Regions from separate parts of the Homo sapiens genome. Here region 1 is linked to region 2. Evidence: read pairs that join two places in POLR2A ChIA-PET (ENCODE). Cell type or tissue: PC-9. All regions are shown on one strand. Region 1 overlaps MACO1 (macoilin 1). Region 2 overlaps TMEM50A (transmembrane protein 50A).

What was found. ChIA-PET counts read pairs that join two places held together with the same protein. Peaks named below come from ENCODE experiments on the same cell type or tissue, not always from the same donor. Only the 100,000 strongest peaks of a DNase experiment are listed, where the experiment ranks them.
Region 1: POLR2A ChIA-PET joins it to region 2 with 5 read pairs; 2 of 35 experiments call an interaction of 5 or more read pairs at or near these places.

Annotation. Positions count from the first base shown.
Region 1 is chr1:25,484,024-25,486,523 of GRCh38, forward strand. MACO1 (macoilin 1) reads left to right here. Exons shown (of 11, transcript NM_018202.6): 7 at 93-251; 8 at 1,590-1,772. Among named protein-coding and RNA genes, the nearest start is that of MACO1, 54 kb to the left of the region's middle. In PC-9, no CTCF peak of the experiment used is centred here; no DNase peak of the experiment used is centred here.
Region 2 is chr1:25,351,991-25,354,490 of GRCh38, forward strand. TMEM50A (transmembrane protein 50A) reads left to right here. Exons shown (of 7, transcript NM_014313.4): 5 at 892-984. Among named protein-coding and RNA genes, the nearest start is that of TMEM50A, 15 kb to the left of the region's middle. In PC-9, no CTCF peak of the experiment used is centred here; no DNase peak of the experiment used is centred here; H3K27ac peaks cover 346 bases.

The DNA.
Region 1 (2,500 bases), 130 kb after region 2:
TTCACCCAGCAGTCCAGGACCCCCACCAGGTCCCTCCCAGCTCTGTGGGTGCCCTCACCTAGATGAAAATGCTGCATTTCTCATTCTCCTAGGCTGGAACAAGACATTAAAAAGTTAAAGGCTGACCTGCAAGCCAGCAGACAAGTGGAACAAGAGCTCCGCAGTCAGATCAGCTCCCTTTCGAGCACCGAGCGAGGGATCCGCTCAGAAATGGGCCAGCTTCGGCAGGAGAACGAGCTGCTGCAGAACAAGTACGTGCACCTTTCAGGCCTTTGGCCGTAAGCCCGGCAGCTTCACTGCTTCTCCTGTTGCCAGGGGTTGGAGCACAAGATTTATGGTGACAGAGACCTGCTGAGAGGTTTTTAAATAAAATGTTTAAAATACTTTATTTAGTACCAGATATTCAACATGTTTATAAAATCTATAAAAACTTATTTCATTGCCACAAAACAGTTTATTAATATTACTGTTTTTGTCTTCTCTCATTTAATAACTTCTTAGTTTAAAATAGTTATTGAGTTTTTGGATAGTAAAATTGACAAGAAGTAGTTCTGTCACATTTTGAAAATTTTGCTCCTTTGAGTGAAAATTTCTAGAGGATTTGACTATATTTACTTTTATTTCCAGAACTAAAAGATGACATTGAACTTTGATTTTATTTGAAAAGGCAGGCAGAAAGCCAGGTCTTCTGTGTGAATTCATTTAGGCTTTTGATTAGTTCATTCTGGAATTACTTCTTAACTCAGTGTAGGTCTGTCCTTTTTTCTTTTTTTAAATCTCCCAGCAATGTGTGCCCGTGGTAGTGATGATCATTACAGGCTGTTGGCTTTCTGGGCTTTCCCTGTTGAAAGAGGAGTTCAACATTTTTAAGGAATGTAACTCAAAAGCTAGGGCATTACAGGCAAATAACCTCTCCATTGCCTCTGACCAGCATTTGTGGTGGTTCTAGCATTGATATGTAGAGAACATCCCAGTGATAAACTCACCTCATGCTGATAGGTAAAGCTGGGGGTGGTAGTAAGCAGGAAATATGGCTGAAATTTCTATCTGAAATTAAGCATCCTGTGACTCTAAAAGAGGATTTGGGGACACTGTGAGCAAACATCCTGAGCTGGAAAGGAAAAGCTGTAGTAGGCTACAGCAAAATTGTATTCAGGAAAAATAAAAACCTTCCCCTTTCCACCCCTTACCTTAGTTTCACTGGGGCTGGTCCCATCAGTGGTTCTTTGGTGGGACTGAAGTTCTTTCAGGGTGCTCTGGAACATTAGAATTAGTTCTACAATTATCTTCCCCTCTGTTCAAAATTTGTTTTACCCTGTTTTCTGGATGACCTTTTGTAGATCACTTACTTGAACAGAGCAGAGGCTAGGTCTTAATCTCTGTTTTGTAAGGCAGCTTGTTTATTGGTGTTTAGGAATTATTAAAGAATAACAGTGTGTTTTCCTCAGGCATTCTGGGCATTGACATTTTTGATTTGCTGTTCAAACCTCCTGTTTAATTGGCCTTAAGGTGATAAAGAGATGTTTCTCAAGGGTTTATAGTGGGCATTTGTAATTTTAAGACTTTATATGACAATCATTTCCATATAGGTTACATAATGCTGTGCAAATGAAGCAAAAAGACAAGCAGAATATCAGCCAGTTGGAGAAAAAGCTAAAAGCTGAGCAGGAAGCCCGAAGTTTTGTAGAGAAACAGTTAATGGAAGAGAAAAAGAGGAAGAAGTTAGAAGAAGCCACTGCTGCCCGGGCTGTTGCGTTTGCTGCTGCATCTAGGTATGTCCATGTCACCTGAGTGTTTAATCCAAGGTTGGCTTTCCTTTACCAACAAAGACATGGGAATTTGGTGCCTTGGGCAGGATTGGACGTACAGCAATCATGCACGGATGGATTGCTTTTAAGTACTGTTTTATTAACTGGTTTAAACTCCATGTGTGCAAGCTTGCACTATCTTATAACAGCTTTATCCCTCAGTGACCTCATCTATAAAGTGGGATGAGGGAATCACCATGTTTCCCATACCTGGGAGGCAAAGTACTGCTCATAAAAAGGTTTCCAGTCACTTTTTGTCAGACTGATGATTACTAAATGCATTGAGAGATTCTATCTGGAAGTTCGTTCCCTTTAGAGAGCTATCATTACTCTCCACTCTTAGGTATATGTGTTTCTGAAGTTTTTATCTTAAAATGGAAGAAAGATAAAATCTTGGTTGCCCAAGCACTGTGTACTGGCTGCTCAAATGGATATCAGCAAACTGTCAAATGAAATGGAAAAAAAAAGTGAAACATAAGTCTCTACTAGATGGAATTACATTTATGGCATAATGAAAATTGGGGACTACCTCCTATACCACTGGAAAGTACCCCTGTGTGCAAGTATTCCAAAAACTATTAGATAGTTAAGAGCTTTTTTTTTCTTTTTGCTTCTACTTCACTTATCACTTTTTCCTTTGTTTTCTTGACTAGTGAAGTCCCTCTGCATGTGGGAATCAGTTAGGTGTTTGC
Region 2 (2,500 bases):
ATAAACATGTTAATGTGATTTGAAAGTTGCCTGTCCTCCTCTGTTAACATAATTTTAATGCAACCTTCCTAAGTTCTAGTCACAGTAAATTTGAATTTATTTTGCTGCCTAACTTCCCTGAAAGTGAAATATGGTAGCTTGGAGATTCGTATGTCACTGAATATGAATTTTTTACTGTATGTCTGTGTTACTGTTTGAAAGTACTCTTGGAAGATCTGGGAGCGGCCGGGCACAGTGGCTCACGGCTGTAATCCCAGCACTTTGAGAGGCCAAGGCAGGCAGATCACAAGGTCAGGAGATCGAGATCATCCTGGCTAACACAGTGAAACCCCGTCTCTACTAAAAATACAAAAAATCAGCTGGGCGTGGTGGCGGGTGCCTGTAGTCCCAGCTACTCTGGAGGCTGAGGCAGGGGAATGGCATGAACCTGGGCGGGTGGAGCTTGCAGTGAGCCGAGATTGCGCCACTGCACTCCAGCCTAGGAGACAGAGCAAGACTCTGCCTCAAAAAAAAAAAAAAAAAAAATGTGGGATCATTGTCTATATAAAAGCATAAGGAGAATGAGCCTCTAAATATGGTGAAACAGATTTTATGAGATGTTTTATAGGAAGGTTGAGTATAGGTTTTCTCAGTGTAGGCAGTTGGGGAAAGTAAGTATATGCACTTATACAGACTCATAAATAATTTTTAAAAATCTATACAGACCAACCAAGAAGAAAAAGGCCAACAGGTACACTGATGAAGATGTTTAACACATCCTTTACTGTTCTCACGTTAGACTTTAATGGCAGTTGCACTTTTTTTTTTTCTGTTTGGGTTTTATTTTCTTTTTGAAAGTTAATTGTACTGCCCTATAAGAAAGAATTCTGGTAAAATATTATTTCTTTGAAGGTGCTCGCATTTGGCTTTTCGTTGGTTTCATGTTGGCCTTTGGATCTCTGATTGCATCTATGTGGATTCTTTTTGGAGGTTATGTTGCTAAAGGTAAGAGAAAACATAGGTTACAATTTACTTCAGTGGAATACTGGAATTTTGCATTAAAGTTGGTTATTTTAGAATAAAATTTTTTTCCTATAGTTGGGCCAACTACTAGCGATGCATTTATATCCGGGACCCCCCACCCTCCACCGACAGTGTTTGGTTTTCTTTGTCTTATATATTTTTAGTATTCCTTTCTTCAGTCATTTTTCTTCTTATCCAGAGCCTGGAAGGGATGAGACAGCTCTAAACACTGCTTTTCTTTGGCTTCCAAAAATCTCAAAAGCAGAACATATGTTATCTAGCTAGTTAGCAAGCTTTGTTTCTTTTTTAGAGACAAGAGTCTCACTATCACCCAGGCTGGAGTGCAATGGCATGATCATGGCCCACTGCAGCCTCAACCTCCTGGGCTCAAGCCATCCTCACACCTCAGCTTCCCAGGTAGCTAGGGCCACAAGCACACACAACCACACCCAGCTAATTTTTAAATTTTTTATAGAGATGGATCTTGCTATGTTGCTAAGGCTGGCCTTGAACTCCTGGCCTCAAGCCTGGCCTAACAAGTTCTGACTTTCAGAATATCTGTGCAAAGCTCTAACATCCCAGAATTGAGATTTATTCAGTTAAGCCTCCCTGGTAATATGATGTCACCTCCTTTCAGACAGAAAAGTAAACTAACATTTAATATACATCTGCTATATAAGGCCACTTTAAGGCAAGCTCAGGAAAAGGTATACTGTTAGACCCTGGGAGAAATTTCACCTTGAGGGACCCTAGAAAAACAGAAAACCCATTTAATGGTCCAGGTAAAATTGCTATGGGTGTCATAGTAAAAATACAGTATTAATGATTTATAAAAACTGGACCAGGTTATATATATTCTGCTCATATTTTAACACTTATTTGAATAAAATGTAACTTGTAGATTAAAATAATGTTTCCTAAATTTTTATTAAAATCATTTAATCTCATAGATGGGAGTAATAGATATTTCCAAATATTTGTATTTTTAATTTTATTTTAATTATTTTTTTTATTTTTTGAGACAGGGTCTGCTCTGTCACCCAGGCTGGAATGCAGTGGCACAATCTCAGCTTACTGCAACCTCCACCTCCCAGGCTCAAGCAATCCTCCCACTCAGCCTCCTGAGTAGCTGAGATGACGGGCGCATGCCACCACGCCCTGCTAGTTTTGTATTTTTTGTAGAGATGGGGCTTCACCATGTTGCCCAGGCTGGTCTCAAACTCCTGGGCTCAAGTGATCTGCCTGCCTCAGCTTCCCAAAGTGCTGGGATTACAGGTGTGAACCACTAGGCCTAGCCATGTGTAATTTATTATTAAAATCATGTTACCAAAATTGTAGAAAATAAAAAAGGGTGGGTGCAGTGTAATCCCAGCACTTCAGGAGGCCAAGGAGGGAGTACTGCATGAGGCCAGGATTTTGAGACCAGCTTGGACAACATAGGGAGACACCATCTCTACAAATAATAAATATTTAGCCGACTATGGTGACGTGCATGTGT